3 separate regions of the Homo sapiens genome follow, and all the other regions are linked to region 2. The links are chromatin loops, found by intact Hi-C in ENCODE. Cell type or tissue: ascending aorta. All regions are shown on one strand.

Region 1 (8,000 bases), 480 kb before region 2:
TCAACCCACAGTGTCATCACCCAGACCAGGCATAGTTTGGGGAATGGAGGGGAGTAATGACTTGAGATCCTTTCCAAGGGAGTCCCGGGTGTTCAACAGAACCTAAGGGCCTTGCAAGATCACACTGGATTCTGTTGAACCTTGATGGATGGAGGAATAACTTTTTGAGGCAAAGAGCAGTAAATGGAAGATTCCTTTAAGTTCACTCTTGCCTAAGGAACAGTGTTCCTGCAGTCACAGCTATTGACTCATTTCATTGCAGGGTGGTACTACGTCATTCTGGTTTGGCTTGCAGGAAGCAAAAAGTAACTTACTTTATGCAGAGGATTCATAAATTAGAAGAGTTGATATCATTTCAAAAACAAGCACTTATGGAGGAAGGGCTGTCGCCAAACTGCGCAGGCTGGCCTCAGCGAGCCAGAGCAGAGCTGTGCCAGCATCTTCAGCAGCAACATATTCAGAGGTCATCAGACAGCATCCTTCTAGAAGCTGGTGGGGAAAACTAAACAACTACTCTCTCAGAAGTTATAGCCCAAGTAAGCGATGCTGAAATGGGTCCAGACGCTGGAAACAGACTAATGTGCAACTCACAAAACAACACCCAGGACACAGACAGGCAGTTCAGGCTGTGGAGTGGGATGTGAATGCAGCCAGGGCATTCTTTCATTGAGACAGAGTAGTCAGGAGCGGACCCTGCCTCTCTCCCAGTCAGACATGAAAAGCTTCATGGTAATAAGTGCTCAGATCCAGGCCGAGGCTCAGTGCAATTTGGATCTTGTTGTTGCATCTATCTAAGCATGGCTAGGAGGGGAAATCTTGGTGTGCTCGTGTTTGATGAAGAGTGTGGACGATGGGTGGAAACTCCTGCCTTTGCCATTTCCTGGTGGGTTGTGCAGGGGCCAGCCACTTCACCATAGAGTCCCAGTTTCCTCCTCCATAAAGGGAAATAAGACCCGGGATGCTCTGGACAGTGTCTGGAGGAGTAAATGACATAAAGGGCTTACCTAACATTGTGCCTGGACTACAGAGAGTGTTTGGTGGTGGACAGCATGAATCACCTGTAGTAATTAGTAAATAATACTTAGCCAGAACTTGCCAGAGTTAAGTTATTTTCCTTGACATTTGAGTCATCAGGTTTGTTGCTTATTTTGGCAGCCAACCCTTCCTTGAAAAGCCATCTAATGACTATAGTTTGGAACTGGCTGGTTTTAGAGCCTGAACTTGCAAAAGGGTGGATGGGGTCATTTTCATTGGGTCTTCGTGATCTGTTTTAATAGCCTCTGCTTCCCCAAATGGAGATGGTACAAGGTCTCTAATCTCACTTCTATCTCCTTTCCACTTCCTTGCCTCTCTCTCTCCCCATCCCCTTCCTTCCTTTCTTTTCTTGCTTTTTTTTTTTTTTTACATTCTCACTTGGTTTCCATCAATCTTATTTGTGTTTCTCCTAAAGCAACAGATGGACAGGGAAGGCCTGACCACAAAACATCAGCATTAGGTTTTCACCAAAGTGATACAAGTCTGAAGGTCTTCATCAGCAGTCTCCCTCATAGTCAGCGCCATACCGAAGAGGCCTGTCCCTCTCATAGGGCCTTCCAGCCACTCCTTCCCCACAGGCCTGATTCTTCTGTGGCTGGGAGTGTGGACTGATTTGTTATGATGTGAGAGATCCCTAGGGCATGACTCTGATAACGTCCAGCAGGGGCCATGACAGGGAGCTGGGGGAGATGTTGGCTTTCAGTTAGAAATTAGAGTTGATTTGTTGTTTTTGTTATTTTCTGATTGTTCACTGCCTGGCCCAGTCTAAGTCTTTGCAACTCTCATTACTCTGAGAGTGAACACTGTATAATGCTATTTCTGGACTGATAAGCATACTATTTCAATTCTCTGGCTGTGTTTAGATAATTATTTAGGAACGTGTTTAGGAATTAGAGAATATGAGTATTCAGAACTATTCTTGACAGTAAAAGCAAGTTGGTTTTTCCACTAGGTTAAGATTATTTCAGGGTCAGTACCAAAATTAGTGCTCTCCAAAATACCAAATTTGCTTAACCTACAGGAACACATTGATTGTCATCTGGTCATATTATACTGCTGTTAGAATGAGTATGTAATCCCTGTGATCGGTCTGATTAGAACATGTTCCCTGTTCTGGCTTCTCCAATCTCTGAACCACGTCAAAAATTAAGCAAAATCAGGGCAGACCAGGAAGGTGCTTACAAAAACAGAGCATAAGGCCAGGCACGGTGGCTCACACCTGTAATCCCAGTACTGTGGCAGCCACAGATTGGACAGATTGCTTAGGCCCAGGAATTTGTGACCATCCTGAGCAACATGGTGAAACCTCGTCTCTACTAAAAATACAGAAAATTAGCTGGGCATGGTGGCATGCACCTGTAGTCCCTGCTACTTGGGAGGCTGAGGTGTGAGGATACATTGAGCCTGGGAGGTAGAGGTTGCAGTGAGCCATGATTACACCACTGCATTCCAGGCTAGGTGACAGAGCGAGATCTTATCTCAAAAAAAAAAAAAAAAGTATAAGACTGATATGCAAATTCTAAATGCATTTAGATAATTAATATGGAAAAGCACCTATTATATATAGGGTGTTATCCAGTTGCAAATGAAATAAAAGGAAACAGAAATATAATAACAACTTACACTTGTATGAGCTTGCTAAATGCTGGACACTAACTACATCACATACATTAATTTAATCCTCATGACAACCCTGCACAGTGGGTGTAGCATTAGAGTAGGAATATTGAGATACAGAGTAGGATTATGCAATAAAATACATGCTCTCAGATGTAGTTGTTAACTCTGAAATTCAGGGAAAACAAGGATGCTATGGGCTGGGATGGAAGGAGAGAACTTCAGAAATGAGATGGGAGGTGTCCGTTGGGTCTGTCTTAGTGTCTTTGGGATGCTGTAACTAAATGTTATAAACTGGGTGGTTTATAAATAACAGAAATTTATTTCTCACAATTCTGCAGTCTGGGAAGCCCAAGATCTAGGCTCCAGCAGTTTCAGTGTCAGGTGCGGGCCACTTTCCCGTAAACATTAGTACCTTCTGGCTGTATCCTCACACGGAGGAAGGGGCAAGGCAGCTCCCTGGGATCCCTCTAATTTTATTCCTGAGGGCTCCACCCTCATGACCTGATCACTTCCCAGAAGCCCCACCTCCTAATATCATCAGCTTGGAGGTGAGGATTTCAACATGAATTTTAGGGGGATTTAGGGGGACACATACCTTCAGACTATAGCAGGGTCCATTTCCCTCAGGGACAGATCTATTGCTGCATTTTCTTAAGGAAACTATTAGCTAATAATTTTTGACTCCCACAATGAAAATAGCTCTCAGTGTATTATGAAATAGAGTTTTATTTTTGGCATGATGAATATTATGACACAGCTTAGCAAATGCCCTCTGGATAACCCGAGACCCTCCCACCAACCCAAAGCAGCACACTTGTTCCCTGCGTCTAAAAACAGCACACCAGAAACAATATTGTGAGAACTGTCTGGTCACATTCCACACACGTCCTTCAGAGGTGCTGAAACCAAAGGCAACGGTGGTTAAGGAAGAAAGAACATTCTCAAGGCCCCGATGATACTCATGCTAGGTATTCGGTCCACATTTTACTCAAAATTCCCTCCCCGGAAATCACTTTGCTTCGAGAGTCCATGCTACAGAATGACAGAGACTTTCTTTGAAGGCCTGTAGTTTTGGTATCTCAAACTTGAAGAGAATTTATATAGCACATCTTTTCTGGTAATTGTGAGTAATAAAATCATAATATGCTGTTTATAGTGACTCAATAACGCAGATTACAAATTCAGCACATCTTCAACTACTTCCCTACTTTATATCAGAGGATGTATTTGATTTGAAAACAACTTAGCAGTCATTTAGTTATACGGGGCATTTTTTGCACTAAATGGTATTTCAAGCCTGAGATTTCCTTTTTTCATCTATTGATGCTGACAGTGGAACAAAAAACTTGGAAACCTTAAATATTGTTGTTGGTGGTATTACAAAGAGAAATGTTTCATGCTAAGCCTTCTGCCCTGATCTTTATTATTGATTAAGTAGCTAATCATGTATGGACAAAAGGGTAAGTTTAAAAAACAGTTGGTAAAACAAGCATTTGGCCCTCAGAGAAATATGGCACAGACTTTTTTAATGGTCGGAAATCTCATAGTAGTGATAATAATAAACACTGTACAATAATATATGGCAATAGATTAATGGGTGGGACACAAATTTGCAAAGAATTAATGCAGGATGATATACAGGAGTGTAATCTAGACAAAAACACAACCACGGGTATTATTAATATTATGATGCAAGCTTTGCCATTTGAATGGGATACAAATGAATGAGTCAGACTTGACTTTGTAAGTTTTTACATGCTTATATAATGTGAAAATTATCTCCTTAAGGACTAGACTTATAAATATTTGCTTAATACGATTCATTAATTAATCATGTGAAAGTGCTTATCTAGCATAAAACTAGGGGACTCTCGGTATCCGTTTTTGTTTTTTCAGAATGAAAGTGCCCTTGTGAAAGAAAAAGAGCTGTCAATCGAACTTGCAAACATCAGGGATGAAGTTGGTAAGTAGGGCATTGACAATGAGGAGCATAAAGAATGTCTTTTCCTGATTCCTGTGAATGTGTACCAAAAGCAATTATGCCTCCTGTAATAAGCCAGTGCAAACCTGCCTAGATGAATGAAGTATCTCACCCAGCACAGTGGTGGGCTGCTGTAGCCTTAGCGGGGAACCATAATTTTCACGTCTCCGTTGTTATAAAGACAGCTTCCTAACAGTTCACAGTGGAACTCATCAGGTCTTGACTGTGCTATTTGCAGATGGCAGCTCATACATCAGTCTGCACTGATCTATCTGGGTCCCCTCTTATAAAACGAGGTGCTGTCTGCAAGATGCAGATGTTCCATGGCTTCCTGCCACTGTCTACCCTGTCGTGAAATACTCTGTGATCTAGAACAAGGTCAAAAGCACAAATCTGGTTGGATTAAAAATACGAGAGTTCATGTTGAAATTTCTAATATTTGGCTGATGAAACGGTTTGGTTCAGTCTGGACCACGGAGACCTTACAAATAAAATGATCCCCAAACCCTGGGGATGTGGCTTTCACCGTAGGTCAAGGACAGGACCAGGTATTTGCCATATTCTCATTGCTTGATCCCATCTTCCCTCTCGACCATCTGTTATTCTCTTTCCCCAGGAATCAGTCAGCAAAGCTGAAATACACATGGTCTGTTCCTATTGCCCGCTATTCTCTTTACCAGTGAGCACTCCTCCTCCATCTAGTGTGGTCCTGGGAGCAGCCCACCATGTGCAGGTGTGGCTTCCTCCGTGAGTGAAGGGATTGGAGCAATCCCAGGTGTCCTTGGCAAGTAGCCAGCCATGCGGATAGGCAGAAGGCTGAACTTCCCCAGGGACCACAGGCCCTCAGGTGTGCAGTGGACAGAATAGTGAGATCCAAGCATAGCTTTCCCCAACCCTTTGTATTCCTCTCTCCCTTTGTTAAAATGTTTTCTTTTTCTCCCCTGTGAGTTCTGTGACTTCTTTTAACATTAAAGTAGGTCTGCAATGGTCTCTTCTCCTCTCTAAGGACAGCAGATGCTTGTGGGGAAACAACAAATAACAGGCCCCTTCCCAGACTTGCTAGTGTGTGATCCGGAGCAGCAGGACCCTGCTACTGCTGCAGGGACACCTACACCCGGACACCCCTTCTCCCCCACCAGGAGAAGCCCAGGGGTTGACGCCAGATGTAGGCTTCTTCCAACAGTCGGCTAGGAAAGGCAGGGTGTGAGGAACCCTGGAAAGCTGAGGTCCATGGGAGCCATATGTGACCTGGCTGGAAAGAGGAGCGGGAGGGGAGAAAGTGGCCCCACTCCCCGCAGACGCTTGCTGGAGAAGTCTCATCCTTCCTCTTTGCCATTGTTGTTGTTTTTATGGAGATTGAGCCTAATTTCTATTTGTTGGGTATCACCCCAAGCAGCATTCACAGTGACAGCTGCAGTGATGACCTCATTGCCAAGGCCTCCATGATTGAAGCCTCTGTGTCCCCATCTGTTTCTTCACCAATGTGGCCACGCCTCATGATCCAGATGCCCACATCTGGCCTCAAAGACCCGTGTTGAGAGTGGCCCCCACTTTTTCCTGAAGGGAAGCTCCTGGTACACTCACTGGTGACCCTGCCCAATGCCAGGGACTGTTTCTGTTCTTCTCTAAGGAAGGACTCACCACCCTTCACCCGTGGAGCCATGGGTCCCATGTGATTGGCTGCCCTCCCGTGCATGCACACATTGTACATGTGTGCACACACACATGCACACATGGGAGCCATCCTCCTCGATGACTCCCATGGTTCCTTTAAAAGGACCTTCTGCCTCCTTCCCCACTGATGGAAACTACCTTATCAAAAAGGATTTTTTTTAATCAAAAAAATCCTCACCTGATGAACTGCAAAGACCCCCTTCTCCACTCACCGGCTTTAGGGCCTGTCCTCAGTTGGAGGTGACTCTGAGGCCTCTCCTCCTGAGCGAAGCTGCCAAAGAACAGGTTTCACCTCTGCTGACCTTCAGGTCAGTTCCCAGGGGATGTGGAGGTGGAGACAGCTGGGAGACCTTGCCTCATCCCCTTCTGGAATCTGCCCCTCCCCACCTTGTAGAGGTAGAGACCCTTGGAGATGGCCCCTGATGACACTGTGGGGGCAGCTCAGAGGCCTAGGGTAGAGGTTCCAAAATTCTCAATTCACAGCGACCACAGTGTCTCAGTAATTTTTTTTCACAGTATCAAGGCCAAATAAATACCTCCCAGCTCTATTTAGAAAGGAGGTAAGTCTAAGCCACTTAAGTGTGTATGTTCTAACAACTTTGTGGCCGTTTGAAAAACTGAACATAAATGGAAAGAAAACAATATATTTTTGTTTTATTCTTAAGGAACCACAATGACTTGCTTGTGATTGGGCCCCACACAACGTCTCAGACCTTGGCATCTGATTGGATAAGGCTATCCTTGCATCTTGTTTCACACTGATTTTCACTGCATACTTTTTATCACAGCAGCAGCCAAAACCTCAGCTTTGCAAAGATATGATATCATGAAAGGGGATGAAGTGTGAGCTAGTGATGAGCTAATGTCAAAACTCTGAATCCCCCAAACCAGCACAGGGAGGCAGCATTGGTGTGTTTCCCTCGGAAGTATTGATAGAAGAAACCCTGCAGTGCCCTGTGATTTGCTGCAGTGGCCCAGGGTGCCTCAGCACACAGTTTGCAAACCACAGGCTTGAGGACACTTCCCTGCCCTCAGTGGCCGAGAGACTTGAGCATGAGGAAGGTTGGGTCTTCAGAGACTCAGGAACTGAAAGATGCTTATGAGTTATAGTTCAGCTAGAACAATGTGCAGTGTTACCCCCTGTAATTTATAGCTCCTGCTGCCTTTCCTCCTCTTTTAGCAAGATATGTTGGTCTTAGTTAAGATAGAAAAGCATTGAATTATATGAGGGCTGTCAAGTCTGTAGCCCTGAAATGCTATAAGCCAATCCCAGAGTATGCTTCTCTATGAAATAGATGAGTTTCTAGGGGGTTCCAAGGCTTGGCAGTTCTGAGCATGGGCTTTAGGTTCAGGTGGGGCGAGCTGGTAGACCTCTCTGTCCCACAAGTTCCCCTTCATAAAATGGAAAGTCAATTAAAGAAGATAATGCCGATGAAGCAGTCTGTAAAGGTGACTCTCATAACTATCCGGTGTGTAGCACCTTGAAACCAAAGATAAAAGATGGAAATTTCCACTCCAGGGTGAATTTCTCCCTAGAGAGACTTCTGCACTCCCCATGGGCAAGCTTTGGCTCTGGGGGCCCTGTGTCCCCTGATGCAATTGGGTTGGGTGCCGGGTGTGCCAAGTGCAAGGCTGCTTCTCTCTGTGCTTTCCTGAAGCTTCTAAATGCAGCAGGCGCTACACAAGGATT
Region 2 (8,000 bases):
AACCCCCCTCTGTTCCCTCTAAAACTCCTCTTCCCTCCTTAGACTCCCTGCATGTAGGTTTTGCACAATGGAGAGGGCGATTGGACTTTGTTAGCAATCTGTCTCCATGGACCTTGTTGTAAACAAAGAGATCTTTAATTGGAGAGCATTTTTCCACGCAGCGGTCAATGTGACATATATGTTAACATCTTGCAACTGCTAAGCTATACAATAAAAAGAAGACATAAGGCTTCTTAGTCAAATGTATGTTTCTTTGATCACAGTGAAATAGACAGTTTAGAGCTGTCTTTCAAGTGACTCATGTCCAAATCAATAACCCAGCCCTGGACAGAAACAATCAGGATGGCCTCTCATCAGAAACAGGTCCATAGGGGTGAGCCAGCGGTCAACAAGTCACAGGATAAACCTGGTACAGCATAACAGGAAGGGTTGGATATATTATGGGATTAGAGGATTTACATGACATTTAAAAATAAAACACAAAACTGCAAAGAAATGTATCCTTTTAGGGCGCTGCAATAGGCCACACCCCCAGAATCCCAAGAGGTTCTCCCATGGAAAATTTGATATGCTTTGCTTATGGAAATATAAGGAAGTCTCACCTAGCTCAGAAGCCCATATTCTCATTTTCTTCACTTCCCCCCTTCATGAAAAAAATCAAATATCATGTGTCATCACAGACAAAGAAAAAGTGCAATATCTAAATAAATATGTGAGCAACAAAAATCCAAAATACATATAGAACATAGCTGCACACCCTCTTTCACATTAAAAAACAATTAACAGCAACCTCAGCTAACAAAGAAAAATGATACATGGGGTAATCCAGTGATCTGACAGGGCCAGGGGTGTGGTTCCTGACAATAAGGTAGGCTTTGTGGGAGGGTGTAGAGTAGCTCCAAGACGGCATGATCAAATATGAGGGCTGTAGGCTTAATATCTTCCCAGATGGCTTCAGCCTTCTTTCCTTCTTCTGTGGTCCACTGGGAGTGCAGTGGTCCAACCCTGCTTCACGCCCCTTTAGAGGAGGTTCCAGAGGCTCCCAGGTTGGCAGCTCCTCTGGAAACACTGCTCCATCACATGCCCTGTGCAGATACCTGCAGGGTGCCCTGTTTCCTCCTAGATCCCACTTAAAATCCCACAATTTAGGACAACTGCCCTTCCTAGCCTTATATTACCTTCTTTTTTTAACCTTAATCTGACCAGGCCATTTGCCAGCTTTCAGCTGCTTTCTTGGATTTCTAGGCACTATGCTTTTTCCCAGGAATCTCCTCCTCCTGCCACCAGTGGGTGGCCATCCCTGCCTAGCAGAATCTGGAGCTCATTCTTTAAGGCTCAAACTCCACTACAAAGTCCTGACTAATTCTGCCTCTCCTGTGGTTCCATCACTTTGTAGCTCTATGACAGTTGTCATGTTGCTTTGGACTTTTGGTCATTTGCTCTGACACTCAAAGCCAGCAACTTGAGAGTCAGCCTATGTTTTACTTATCTTGGTATTTTCCACACTCCTTACACATATGCGCCTTTCACCTGCTACGTCTCAATTTGTTTGCCTTGGACAAGTCACTACATGTAAGACTTGCTGTCCTTCTCTGTAAAATGGGTCTAATAATAATAAGTCCTTTCAGAAGGATTATCAGAATTAAGTGAATTTATGCAAGTTCAGCATTTAGTGCACAACTTGACACATAATGAGTGTTACTTGCTACTAGCATCAATAATTTATAAAAATAGAATTTTGGCCAGGCGCAGTGGCTCACGGATGTAACCCCAGCACTTTGGGAGGCCGAGGCAGATAGATCACGAGGTCAGGAGATGGAGACCATCCTGGCTAACACGGTGAAAACACGTCTCTACTAAAAATACAAAAAATTAGCTGAATGTGGTGGCAGGCGCCTGTAGTCCCAGCTATTTGGGAGGCTGAGGCAGGAGAATCGCTTGAACCTGAGAGGCGGAGGTTGTAGTGAGCCGAGATCGCACCACTGCACTCCAGCCTGGAAGACAGAGCGAGACTCCGCCTCAAAAGAAAAAAAATAGAATTTTATTTATTTCATGCTATAACAGTCTCTTTCCAGCTTTTGGGACATTTCTTAATTTCCTTCCTTAGTGGAGAAAAAAGTACTTGCTATGTTTTGGTGTTCTTATTCCTAGCTGTGCATTGAGATCATCTTGAGCCTTTAAAGATGTTGATGCCTGAGACCCGCCCTCCAGAAACCGTCGTTCAGTGGGTGCGGTATAGCTGTGACTAATTTTTGTGGAGCATTTCTCATGCAGATCCAGGGTTGATAACCCCTGCAAATCACTAGATAGCTTACCACTTCCACCACAGGTCCCTTGGGCCCTTATTTCTCGAGTAACAAGCTGTAATTCGGGGCAATTCAATCTCCAGAATATCCTACTATTGATACCCAGAGATGTACATTTCACCTTTTGTAACTTCACCCCTGGTCACTCCGTCCAAGCTCCCATGATGACTCAGCATTCTTAATACCTCTTGGTTTTCCTTCTATTTCTGTAACAGTAAAGTACTTCTTCAGGATAACTTACTACTAAGTAATAAAAACATGAACTAGTGGTGAGTAGTAGGGGAAGAAGAACACATAAAATCTTTCCAGCTCTCCATTTCTCATTTCTCCTCCCTAACTCATGATGAGTGGTAGGCCTGATCCCATCAGCCATGAGTGGGGAGGGCTGAGCTGAGGGCATGCATAGGAATGGCCTGGCCCCTGGGCCCACGTGAGCAACTGCACGGACAGTTGGGCTATTATAATAATAAGTCTAGGGTAATTGCTGATAGAGAGATGCAGATCCCTATTTTTTGCCCTGTAGCCGCTTAAAAACCTTTGTTCATAATTGTAGATGTAAAGCTTGTACTTCTTACTGGGCATTGGATTTCAATGGGAATTAGGCCAAAATATGGACCAGAGAATTGGCCCCACTGTGGCCAACCTGGGAATGCTGAGTCAGTCCTGTTCTGCTGACTCAATTCTCTCTTTGAACTGCAAGACTCACAGTCTAAGCATTGAGACCAGTGGTTCTATTGCCAAGACAAAGGGGAAAAAAGGCTGATTAAATTTGAGACATGGCAGATAATGCCAAAAGGCAGAGGCAATGTGATCTCTGAAGAGAGAGAGACGGAATATGTGTTTTGGAGATACGAGTATTGGAAAAATGGAAATCTCATCATAAAATGACTGCTGTGAAGCAGTTGCTCTGAGGAATCCCCCTTTACCCATGTCCTCTTAGATTCCCTCTTTCTTTGTTCCCTTAGACTCTTCTAGTTCCAGATGGTCTCTGGTGGTTGCTGTTGTTTTTCTAACAGCCCGGGTTTTTAAGTCACTTAAAAACCCACATGAAAGGCCCATGAAATATCAAGGTGATTCTGAGGACTGGCTCCATTTGCTCCAGAGCCCGAGTTCTGGCTTAGGTAGAGGACACCCCAAGGAGACTCAAACCACAGATCCAACTTTGAGCTGCTTCCACAAGCCCCAAAATGCCTTGAGCCTAATCCAGACAGGCTTAAAAGTTTAGCTGGACAGGATCTTGGACATAATTTTTACAGGTTAGGAAACTAATAGCTAGAGAGGGTAAGTAAGTCACCCAGATCACATATCATGCCTGCGACAGAAACAGGACAAACACCTGCCTTCCAACAGTCATGCACTTGCTGGGTTCCTTCTCTGAGCTGGGGAACGCCAGGCTAGCCCTAGAATGGCATGCGAGGCTGGAGAAGGAGACTGTTCCCAAGCCATATACCCCATGGCCCTTCAGTTTTGGGTGAATGCTTTTGAAAATTCTGTCTAGGCACCAATTACACAAACAAAACAGAAGAAGTGGAGACTGGGCGAGCCAGCCAGAGAGAACATTCTTTATGTATGAAGTCACTGGCTTTCAGTGCAAACTACTTACAGAAACAAGGTTCTTGTGTGGACTGCCACAAGTAAGGCTCTCCAAGGCCTCTAGTTGCAGCAGAGAAAATGTGATAAATCTACAAAACGTTCTGCAGCTTTACTCAGCTCTTTAAACTCAAATATTTGTTTTGGATGAGGAAATGGCTCAGGGCATGAGCACAATCTCACCAAGTGTGTGATCCTGGTGCCACGTGGCCACAGCATGATTCAGGATTTCTCCTGCCTTAGCCACTCCTCTAACCAACAACAGCACCTGAGTCACACTCCTGGCGTCCTTGCTGGGGCTAGGACCCACCCCTCCATTGGCAGCCTTTGTCTCCGGGGGCACGTGCAATACAGCGCCCCCTGCTGGGCACCCTGTCCTGCTCCTCTCCAGCTGGGTTTGCCTGCCTGGACTGGCTGCCCAAATTCAAGACATGGCAGCTAATGCCATGTGCGACTTAAAGGCTCTCCGCTTCCTATTTTACAAGAGGCTCTGTCTGCTTAAAGTGCTCAGTGCCTGGTGATGCCATGTTTTTTCCTGTCGCTAGCCCCCTCAAAAGAAGGAAATTCATTTGGGAGTTGTTTGAGGTGGATGAGGACATCCTTCCTTCACATCTTTGGTGTCACTGGAACAGGTGGAATTCCTGGCTGGAGGCAGGTGATGCTCCGGTGAGCACATCAGAGGCAGCAGCCGCAGTCTGCTCACCCTGCAGCTGAGACGGGGGAGAAGCTTCGCCAGCTGCCTCATCAAATGGAATGCAAACAGAGAGGAGAGCCCCACTTGCTCATCATGCTCCTAGCTACTCCAGCCTCGCTCCAGGGTGCTCAGGGCAAAAGAGGGCAGCCCTCTGCCAAGGAGGGCTTCCTGGTGTGTCTTTCCATGGAGGAAGGACTCCTCTGGGAAGGACTCCTGCTGGGGGACTTGGGGCATCTGGATTGCCAGCTGTACTCAGCAAGGAGCGGCCGCAGAAAGTTCTGAGTGCTTCTTGAGGGAAAGCATAAGCCATCAGCAGAGAGGGAGAGAGTCAGAGCAAGAGCGAGAGCGAGCGAGAGAGAGAGAGAGAGAGAGAGAGAATGGGCCTCCCAATCTACAAAGTCCCTGCACCAGAAGTAAGGACATCAGGCTTGAGACCTTGAGGCTGCAGCTGTGCACACCCATTCCCCCAGCCACTGCTCATGCCTGCAGTTCCTGCCACAGAGAGAGGCCTTCCACCCCACAGCTGAAAATAAAACTTAAATGCACATACCCCTTTGACGGAAAAACAGTGACTTCAAAACCATCAAAACAAGAAGTCACTGATTTTAAATCCTTTACTGAGATTGATAGGGAAAAAGGATTATGCAGGAGCTGGACGTGAACCGTGGCTGCTACACAATTTGGGCTAGGGCTTACTCTTCTCTCATTAAAAAACCCTATTTATTCCACCAAAGTAGGTAGAGTTCTCCCTCTCCTCTTTGGATTCTCTACTATATTCCTTAGTAACGTCATGAGGCTTTCTCAGGACTAAGCCTGCAAGTTGTCTATTAAGCCAGCTTTCCAGTGGGGACTGCCTAATATTGACCAAATACTTTAGAGAGTCATATCATCTGTGAGCTGGCAGAGATCCAGAACTCCAGTCTAGCACTCACATTTTACAGACAAGGAAGCCAGTGCCAGGGCCTTAGCCTGGTTTCACAACTCTTTCTCTGGTTCTCTTGGTGACTGACAACAAAACGACGCCTCCCTATTCTGGTGTGGCTTGGGCTTCTGGCTGCTGGCACAGGAATAGCCAAAATCCTTCCTTTCAAGCTTTCTGTGTAATGGAAACCCTGCTTGACTAATTAGGGCCCACCTCTCTCAAACTCCTGAATCACTGGCATTCATTAAATATAGAAAAGCATTTTATCCCCCTAATGAAGGAGAACTGGAATAACATAGATGAGTCACACACACTGAAAACTGTCATGATATTCAAGAAAGGTGACCTTCTCTCACACCTGCAGACCTGGGAGGGTGGATTGAAATCTACATCCAGTTTTCTCCTTGGGCTCTGACTGGCAGGAGGGTTTGTTGCTTGTTTTTTTTTCTTTTTTCTCCAGTTCCTTGTAGTAGGATGGAGATGTGGGTTCTGTTTTATGAGGTGTGGATTGCGTGGGCTGATGGCGTGGAGGAGGAGACTAGAAGAAAAGCAATACACACACACACACAGAAACACACACATACCGCCCCCACACACATTAATGCATACACACAAACCCCACAAAAACACACATGCAGAGATACACATGCACACACTCATACCACACACACAGACACAAACACAACCATACACTCACAACACACAAATGCACATATCAACACACACATAGACACTCTCACGCACATGCAAACACTCAGACACATACACCCACTCACACTACACACAAACACAAATAAATATGTACTCACATTCTCTCTCACACACACTCTCTCACACACACACTCACACACACACACATACACCTTTGGTTGCCACAGACCTTGGTGTTTGTTCCCACTGGCTGGCTCAGCAGAAAATGTGGCTGAGTTGTAAGACTCTGTTTTGAATGTGGGAGTTGGAAAGAGCAAAGATATTCTTCAGGTTCAGGAAGGCACCGGCCAACAGGAGCCGAAGGAGGAAGAGAGAAGAGATGATTTTCTTCCCTAAGAATAACTTTTGAAGGTGGAGCTGAATTTCACCTGTTCACCTTGGTGATGTCACTTTACCCCACTGTTTCTCAACGTGCAGTGCCTCTGATGAACCTGATGCCAGGCCTGTGAGGTACACCTTTAGCCACTTCTATGATGCCAGTTTTTGTTGACAACACATGTTCTGAATGCACCATGGCTGGCTGACTTTGACTGGGCAGATAGCACAAATCTCCAGTCTGAAAGTCATCATAATACTTGGAATGTTTAGAAAAGTCATAACTTAGGGGTGGTTCGTAACTTCTTAGAATTGTGCTTCCCTCAAATTATATATAAGCAGAAGAGAGCAGCTTTGGATGATGGGAGTAATTCAGGAGTAACCAGGGATCCCTAGATCTGGAAGAAGGAAGTAAAGTTAGTGCTTTCTTCAAAGGTTTCAATATTTCCTTATATTTTAGTGCAGCTTAAATCCAAAATCATAACTAAGGATATCTTTGCTATGGGAAATAGCTTGTTAAATGGATGCTGTTGGCCAATTTAAAAAGAATGACATGAAATGATTCCACAAGCTGCAGATCTACAGATGGGAATTAGATTGGGTATTCTGATTTAAGGAAACAAATTTGAGAGAAAAAGAATTCCATTTTATTGCAAAATTAGAGTTGAATAAATCAGGTAGGTAATGAAAGATTCAGGGAAAGATGATACTTCTAAAAACAAAGTTCTACAATCTCCAACCCAGATTTCACAAGCCCCCAGGATTGTTTCAATTTTGTCAGTGGGCTTAAAGAACTTATCCAAAAATTCTTAAAATAACATTAAATCCTTTAAAGTATTTTGTAAGATGTAAGAGTGCCATTGTAAAAAAGAGAATAGGGATTATTATGACATCCAACTAATTATGGGATACTGCAAGCACCAGAAGTGTAGTCATTGCTGAATTAGTTTCTGAACTTCCAACTCAGAACAGATCTGGATTTGCTCTACAGGGTGTGCATCTCTTATCAGATTTGGAATATATATATATATATATATATATATATATATATATATATATATTGGATTTTGGAATATTTGCATATACATAATGAGGTATCTTGGTGGTGGGACCCAAGTCTGAACAAACACGAAATTCATTTATGTTTCATATACATCTTATGCACATGGCCTGGAGGTAATTTTATACAATATTTTAAATGAGTTTGTGCCTGAAACAAAGCTTTGACTGTGTTTTAGCTGCCATCTGTCACCTAAGGCCAGGTGCGGAATTTTCCACTTGTGGTGGCATGTTGGCAACCAAAAAAGTTTTAGATTCTGGATAATTTTGGATTTCAGATTTTTGGATTAGGGATGCTCAACCTATATTACTTTAAGGAGCAGTATTGCTGCTCCAAACAGGGTGGTCTTCTCTGTGGGAGTCAGAGAGATTATAGATATTTGGTGCTTTAAGTCCCATTAAG
Region 3 (8,000 bases), 420 kb before region 2:
CAGATATGGTGATGATGATGATGCCCTTGTTTCCTGTATGTGACAAAGACCCTGCACTTTCTCCCTGAGACCCCCCCAAAATTGTCCTGAGCACAGGCCTGTCTTTGAGCGTGCCCAAGGCGAGAAGAACCATGAGGGGGTCCTGCAGGGGCCGGAGCCATGGAACGGGGAAGAAAACAGCCCGCGGACGGGGTCGGCTTGTCCAGGGCACGCCTGCTCGGCACACGTGTTGCCAACGTGAAGGCAGACATGGTCCCTGGCCCTAGGATGAGTCCACGCTGGGCTTCCGGGCCTCAGGTGCATCTCCAGCCAACCTCCAAGGGTCTTGCTCCTTCTGGGGACGTACACAGTAAATCCACATGGAAACACCACCATTTCTCTTTGCTTTAGTGGCTCTGCATGATACTGTGATATTGAGTTGGGCATTCCATTAGAGTAGATCTTGCCACATTGACTAAATACACAAGTATTTATTCTAGTAGCAGGCACAACCTGCAAACACAAATTCAGTTACAGCTTAGCTGTCCGAATTAGGAACCGCTTACATAGCCGCACCTGCTAAATGCAGTTACACAGCAATACTGACTTCCGTGTGATGCTAGAACGTGGTACAGTGTATTAGGCTGCTGTGGTCAGAGTTGTAGCATCGTTAGCACTAAGTAATTCCTCATTAGGTGGACTTCGGTGAGAGCTTTGCCCTAACCTGCCCTGACCTTGGGTACTTGAGCTAATTTCCACGTGGCCCTGGCTTCGTGGTTTGTTTGTTTTTTTTCTTTTGTTACGGACACCCATCATGTATGGCTCCTCATCTGAGCCATCACCGCTCCCGAAACACATGGGGCGGCAGCTGCTGTGCCTCCTTCTCAATTCTTCCACCCCCCCACACCATCAGAATTCGGATTTCTCTCCACGTGGCGTCTGCCTCTGTCCCCTTCCAGGCTGGAGCGACGTTTCCACGTTCGGATGCTGCAGCCTCTGCACCTGCCTCAGACAGACCCACCAGATACCACCTGTCTCTTCGTGGCATTTGGGAGATGCGTGGGCGGCCTGCCCCCCGACCGCCGCCCCTGCCCACCACATGCTGGGACAAGGTTCTGGCTGGATGTCAGAATGGATGGGGGTGGGGGCAGCCCTGGCCGTGATTAGTTGAATGAATGGGGTCACAACATCCCTTTTCCTGCCCCTACAGTTTGTGTTGCATATTTGTGTTTAAAGCCTATTAAAATAAACTTGAGGGACTTTCTGCGATATCTACTTGATGTAACTGGAGACCTGTCCCTCTCAGGCTGGGGATCCCAGGCAGGGAGGCAAGGGGGGTGGCGTTTGCAGGCTGGACCCCTTTTCTGTGTGTGCCGGGGTTGGGTGATGGTCCGTGAGAGAAGTCTTGTAGAGACCCCCTCTCCCCTGACTCCGCAGGTCCCAGGTCCCTGCGCCCACCCCTCCAGCCTGGGGGCTTGAGCAGCCCCTCCCCTGGACTTGGGAGCTCAGTGCCTCTGCTCTGCAAGGCCGGGTGCGCTGGAGTTGGCTGGAAGGAGGACATAAAAGGTCATTCACTCATTTCAACCTGAAAGTGCTTGCTCCCCCCATCCCGATGGCCTTCAGTTTGGGCTGCAGCCGGTTTAGCCAGCTGGACCTCGAAGTGTCCCACAGGTGTCTGGCACCATCACAAGGGAGACAGCTGGGTTCGCAGGTTCCCTGTGGTGGTTTTGCAGGGTCTGTGGGAGTGGCAGCTATTTCAGCGAGATCAGCAAGTCCCTCCTGAACAAGTAGTGAACAACAGACCCTTTGGAGACACAAATTCACTTCCGGACCTCACAGGGAACACCCCAGGGCCACCTCTGGGTCATCCCAGTATATCGATGGCAATCTAGTTATTAATAATCTATCTATCTGGCCACGTGTCCTAACCTGTTTGTTTCTTTTGGGGTGTCTTGAGCACCCTTCACTTTCATAATGACCCCCTCCCATTGTCCTTACCCCACCTTATGCGGTAAACAAGGCAGCTGGCAGCACCTCCACATAACAAAGGAGCAAATGGGTGGCAGCCACCAACACGAGCAGGAGGTGAGATTAGAGCCAGCTTTCCACTGTCCATGGAGAATGGTGTCCCCTTCCACGGCTCATTTGCAGTAGGCAGAGGAGACTCTGGAAGTCAACTCACTCACTGACCTCCTCTGTGCCAAGGAGCCCTGAGAGCTGGCTCTCCCTTCGTGGGAGACTTGCATCCCCCTAGCAAGAAGGGAGTTACGGAGTTAAGCACAGGTGGAAACCAAATGGTTGGACAGCTTCCCACCTGCGATTGAAGTTGAAGGATGTTCTCAAAGCCATTGCTGCATCAGTGTGTACACTTCGAGCAATGACTCTGGGATTGCACCCTGTCACCTCATCTGTAACCACCAAGTGGTGAGAATCCTGCCCACGTGAGAGTCTGTCAAATGCTTACATACACACACAGATACACACACACTACACACAATCCCGAAGGCTGGTAAGCCATTCTGGTGGTTAAGACAGAGCATGTTAATTCACTTAAATTAAATTTGCTAAATACATTTTTGTTAGCCAGTCTGCATCTTTCAAACCTCTTGCCCCAAACCTCATAAAATAAAACCAAGACAGACACCTGGTGTTTCTGAGGCCAGGCTTGGGTCACTCCCACCGCAGCGTGATGATGCAGGCCAATCTTCCTCACTCACTAAGTCGGGAAGCTTTTTCCAGTGCCAGCGCCAGGCAGGGTCGGGATGCCCTACAGCTCCGAGCTCAGACAGCCCTGTCCCTTGTATGTCTGCAGACCTCCTGGGTGCCCATGCCTCCTCCCTCTAAGGCACTCACACCACAGACACGAAGAGAGCACCTGCCACGCAGCTGCTGACTGTGCATAGCGGCTTCTCACATGACTGCACCGCCAAATTCACGCGGCAGGCACTGGGCTTCGTCCCTCCTCCTGCACTGTGGGAGCAGCGGTTCAGAACCAGCTGGCACTCATCATCAGGTGCATTGTTTTAAGGAGAATTTAAAAGCATCCATGGCAAAGTCCCACCCAGCACAGCTTTTTCTTCCCCACGCAGTCTCAGATCCACTGGGATTAAGTGCTCAGCCACACCAAGAGCCAAAAAGCTGTTCCCCTCATCAGCAAACATACTGCCTGTTTCATTCCTGAAGACTTTTCCTCACGTTGTGTTTTTTAAATGGCTGTATTTATGGCTGAGTGGACAGGCTTAATTTGGTAAAACTGAACTGTTCCCTTTGAACAGGGGTTGATGGGATTATCTGTAGTTGGTTCCAGCCCTCCCTGCTGCAGCCTCAGACCCTGCCCAGGTCTGTGTGGTGTAAGGGCTGGGCTGAAGTTGGAAGCCAGGCCAGCACCCCAGGCCATGGCTCCACAGGCTTCCTTGTTGCTGCGAATGCCATTTGGAGGCAGCTTTTGAATGACCAGAGGTGCTTCATAACCAAAATGTGCAAGGGAAAACTTTCTCCAGGTGGTACCCCTCAAGCCTACAGCCTGGCATCGCCCCACAGGACCTTGAGGAGCCACCGGTCAGGATTTTCGAAGAGAGTGCTGAAAGACTTGGCATGGCCTTTTCAAGCTGTCTGTGCGGCACCAAGCAGTAGCCACTAGGTGGCAGTGTGGCGCTGCAGGAACTGGGGTCCACCTTGCACTTGGCTCAAAGTCATCCTTAGGGACCAGAGGACACATACAAAAATCCAGGAACAAGGCATGCCCCATGCTTATTTCCCAGTTCTGGAATCTATCAGGCTCTCTGGGCTGCTTTGCGAAGCTGGCCCCTTTTGTGAATCAGGTTCTGCAGCAGCAGAACCTCCCGCAGTAATTACACTGGGCCAGAAACCACGCCCAACCTGTGTCCCAGGGGCACGCTGCACGAGCTTGCTTACCCACCACGCAAGCTCTGTGGTCTGGCTTTCTGTGTGGCCAAGGAACACGAAATGTGCATGATGCTTTCAGGTGCAGACGCTCATCACATATTCCAGATCATAGGCACGCTGGGGCCCGGAGAGCAGCTCGCCTGCCTTCCTCTCTGCACAGCTCCCTGGGTGTCTGCTTTCAGCACCATCCATCAGCTGACAAAACTCAAAGGTCAAACCTTATCTTCTGGGCAGCAGATCTTCTGGTATAGCTGCTGTGAATCACTGCCTTTTACTGTCTGGGAATTAAGGCTCACTTGACTGAATTTGCCTCTAGTGCAAAAATGGATCCTTTCTCAAGGGAGTTGAGGGAGTGAGATAGTAACAATTACCAGGATAGCTACACTCCCCGACAGCCCCTCCGCCCTGCATGCACTCTGCTCCCTCTAACAGGATAGTGTATGTGCAGGCCAGCACAGACTGGGGCGGCAACAGGTGAGGGCGTTTTGTTGCCAGAGACCAAGTCCTTCAGCAAATGCCTGACAACTGGCAGCCTCTGAGCTGCTTTATCCCAACAGCTTGGTTGGAAGGAAGACCTCTGTGGCCCCAAAGCCAAATAAATCTGCAGACAGTATCAGAGATCCAAAATGGGGGCTCAAGGGATTCTCTGGTTGAGGCTCAAATTGTTGGAATAAGGATTTTCCCCAAATGGCTACAGGAAAGTGAGAAGATAGGACTAAAGTCACGGGCTGTGGGGAAGCAGAGCGGGATCTGGAACTCTCCATGGGGCACTTCCAGGCCTGGGTCCCAGGAGAGACCCACTAGGATTCTTGAGATCACACCATGCACATGGAAGCCATAGAATTTATTCGAATTTGCAGAAGCATGAGATAATGTACCACAAAAGAGTTTGATTTTACAACATAAAGTATGGTAGGAAGTGGTCAATGTACACAGTGTTGTCAGCAAAAAGGGGAGGCAGGGCAGTTTCACATTTTTTGAAAGGTGGTGGACGACAACTACACTTGTCCTTAAAGTAAAATAAAAGCAGGAGAGACCCAGCAGAGACCAACCTGATTTGCAGTTAGCATCAGAATCTAAATCTAGTATCACAACTTTAAGAAACTAAAAGAAAACTATTAGAAAAATAGAACATCAAACAAGCAAAAAAATATACAAATGTACATAATAAAAAACACACAACTCTTAATAATGGCTCCATGTTCAGTAGAAGAAAATATTTACTGGAGAAACCACAGCTATTCAGGTTTGATAATAAACCAACCCTCATTGGTATCATTACCCTTAGTGCTCCTTAAACTCATTGAAGCTGAAAGGCACAACTTAAGCAGGAAACTTATCATCTTAAATATATATTATAACTTCTCAAATGGGAAAATAAGTCCCAAACTTAATAGTCTGTCATCAAGAAACACAAAATCATTTGCCTTGTTAATAAATTAACAGTCTGAGTGCATCTTTCCATCCTGCTTCCTGACCCTGCTGGACACACTAATAAATACCCTGAGAAAATCTTCTCTTTAAGCTTGGCCAAGGTACTCCATCTCCTGTGGGGTTTTCAGCTGGCACTCAGCACATTTGTAGAATGACCCAGGAGGGCTCCATGGCAACTGTGCCCCGAGACTCCAGGCCCAGCCGGGTCCCGATGGCGAGAGCGTTGTGGCTCAGTGAAGCACTGGCACAGAAAGGCTGGACTCGAGGAATCGAGGGGTGAAGATGGAGTCGGCTGACATTTTTTGCCTTAAAAATACATTAGGAGTCATAAGCGTGATGACACATGGAGTGTAGCTTCTTGCACCACTGGATCAACAGTAATCAATTTCATGACTCGGATAAGGTCCCCAGGAGCCTGGCAGAATGTACATCTCCCTCTCCCTTCAGAGCCTTACATATAATCTTCTCATGACGATGGCAAACAGATATATTTTAAATTACACGTAACAATTATACATAGTGTATATCCAGATCCGTCTGCAGGCGAACTCTGCATCAGTTCCACATATAAGCCTCACGCCCCCACCACCCTGCAATTTCCCCGTCCTCGGAACTGTCTCACGAGACCACCAGCGCACAGACACGAACATGCCTCTCACACACCCCAGAACGCAGCTGTGCTGGAGTTGGGCACAAAGGCCCCTCACTCCCTGTCTTCATGGTGTGGGTTCTTGGCTGCCAACAGAACTGTCAGCCTTTATTAAGAAGGAAGGGTCTGTGTAAAAATGGGATGTGTGAATCAGAAGAGGGGCCCTGGCACAGAGCCAGGCAGGCTTGCTTTAGCATTGAGTCCTGCGTCGCGCAATGCCCAGGACCTTGCCTGTTAAGTCTGGGTGGGGCCCCTATGGGGCATGTCCACGTGCCCCCCACCAGACTCATTGCCCTGTCTCCAGTCTCCACTGTGGGTTGGGCTGGAGGCCATGCCACGTGGGACTGCAAACACCAGCCAGTTCACAATGCCTGCTCCGTGGCAGGGGCACGGCAGGGAGGAGCTGGTATCATCAGCGTTTCCACCCATCTGAACAAAGGTGAGCGGGCCATGCACCCTTCCAGCTGTGCACAGGGATGTGCTGAAGGTGCAGGAGGCAGTGCGTCAGGGCCTTGGTGGCTGGGGTAGGTGGAGAAGCCCGCTGCCCCCACCATCCTGCGGTCACCCCTGGACTCGTATTGGATCCTGGCCACTGTGCTAGAGTCAGCACAAGGGACCAGGTGGCTGGCTGCCTGAGAGAGAAAATAAGTCACAGTGGAAAGAGTTTTTACTGCTGCAAAAACCAAAAGTGGGGGGAGATCTCAGCAATTCTGACAACAGTATACATTTAGCGACCTTTCTGAGACAGCCTGGGGAAAATGCATCTATCACTGTCCTCTTGATTTGGAAAAATAAATCCGATGCATAAAGCCTTGGACAAGGGTGTGTGAGCAGGGATGATAAGTAGAGTGGGGGGTGTGTAGAGGCCTGGTCTCCTCCGGACGGTGCCCCTCCCAACTGCAGAGCTGCCCTCCTGTAAGCCGGCTCCCGAGCCAGCTGCCAACAAGGCCCCCACTGCCTCCCTGGAGACCCACTTCATCCCCCTCTTCAGCAGAGGTCCTGAGGCAGGGGGGTGGAGATCTGCTGGGTTTGCTGCTTCATGAATTTGGGCCTTCGGAGGTCATGAACACATGCAGGGCAGTCACAGGGGTTGTGGGAGACAGGAAGGGATGTTTACCCATCACAAATGGGTCTTTCCAATGTGGGTATTTGTGGCTGGTGCACAGATAAAAGTAGACACAATACTCCTTGGTGGGTGTGCCTCTAGTAATGTGTAAGTTCTGACTATGTAGGAAAATCCTGGCCAGTGGAACTAAGAATATTCTTGTTTGGGCAAGGGAACTAAGAGATGTGAAACTATCATTTTTTTTTTGCTTGTGTGTATTTTTATTTCAGGGAAAGAAATGAGGGATATGATAAGAAAAAGTCTATTAAAATTGTAAGGCTTACTCCAGACACCATTGCTTAAATCACTCCCCTCTCACACAGAGAGAAAACCCCTGGCAAGTGCACAAAAACACTACTCATAAAAGCACGGTGACCAGTGAACTATTATGCAAGGCACCCCCACGTGTCCTTTCCTAACCAGGAAGCCCGTCCTCTAAGGAGGGGGCATGGGTCCCATCCCTGCCCAGCCTAGGCGTGCTTCTGTGTCCAGCTTTAAGGCCTCTGCGTGAGGAAGGCCACAGACTCCCAGCTGTCAGCACGCTGTCATGATGAGACTTGGAGCAGGGGAGACGCACCTTCTCAATCTACAAAATGAGCCATGGCGCCCATTAAAATGTCAAATGTCAACTCTAAATAGTCTATTGGGTGCTGTCTTGCACGGAAATCTCAGCCAGAAAGAAAAACTAGAGAAAAGAAAAAAAAGAAAAAAGCAATTCTCTCCCACCACTTCACTTTTCTTGGAGACTGTCTATCCCTCGAATTCTCTTTGCCTATGTAGAAAATAACGGAAAAAAAAATCAAGCAAATAACTACCAGGTCCTAAGACAAGAGACAACCAAAACCCCAACAAAATAAGTTAGTATTTATCAAAATATGTTACAACACCAATCTCCATAAATGTCAATATCACTCTTTGGAAATCGGA

The links. Hi-C counts contacts between places; a loop is a spot of excess contacts. Peaks named below come from ENCODE experiments on the same cell type or tissue, not always from the same donor. Only the 100,000 strongest peaks of a DNase experiment are listed, where the experiment ranks them.
Region 1: a loop joins it to region 2, with 8 times the contacts of the local background. A loop is called at or near these places in 2 of 110 quality-filtered maps.
Region 3: a loop joins it to region 2, with 3 times the contacts of the local background. A loop is called at or near these places in 13 of 110 quality-filtered maps.

What each region holds. Positions count from the first base shown.
Region 1 is chr13:29,435,432-29,443,431 of GRCh38, forward strand. It overlaps MTUS2 (microtubule associated scaffold protein 2), which reads left to right. Exons shown (of 16, transcript NM_001033602.4): 9 at 4,552-4,618. Among named protein-coding and RNA genes, the nearest start is that of MTUS2-AS1, 48 kb to the right of the region's middle. In ascending aorta, no CTCF peak of the experiment used is centred here; DNase peaks (open chromatin) are centred at 334, 1,039 and 3,490; H3K4me3 peaks cover 976 bases; H3K27ac peaks cover 4,287 bases.
Region 2 is chr13:29,920,111-29,928,110 of GRCh38, forward strand. It overlaps LINC00572 (long intergenic non-protein coding RNA 572), which reads right to left and starts at 6,541. Exons shown (of 2, transcript NR_047501.1): 1 at 6,393-6,541. In ascending aorta, a CTCF peak has its summit at 4,277 (motif pointing left); DNase peaks (open chromatin) are centred at 4,161, 4,641 and 5,551; H3K27ac peaks cover 3,980 bases.
Region 3 is chr13:29,504,700-29,512,699 of GRCh38, forward strand. It overlaps MTUS2 (microtubule associated scaffold protein 2), which reads left to right. Exons shown (of 16, transcript NM_001033602.4): 16 at 1-1,248. It overlaps SLC7A1 (solute carrier family 7 member 1), which reads right to left. Exons shown (of 13, transcript NM_003045.5): 13 at 4,715-8,000. Among named protein-coding and RNA genes, the nearest start is that of MTUS2-AS1, 21 kb to the left of the region's middle. In ascending aorta, a CTCF peak has its summit at 3,606 (motif pointing right); a DNase peak (open chromatin) is centred at 3,622; H3K4me3 peaks cover 511 bases; H3K27ac peaks cover 371 bases.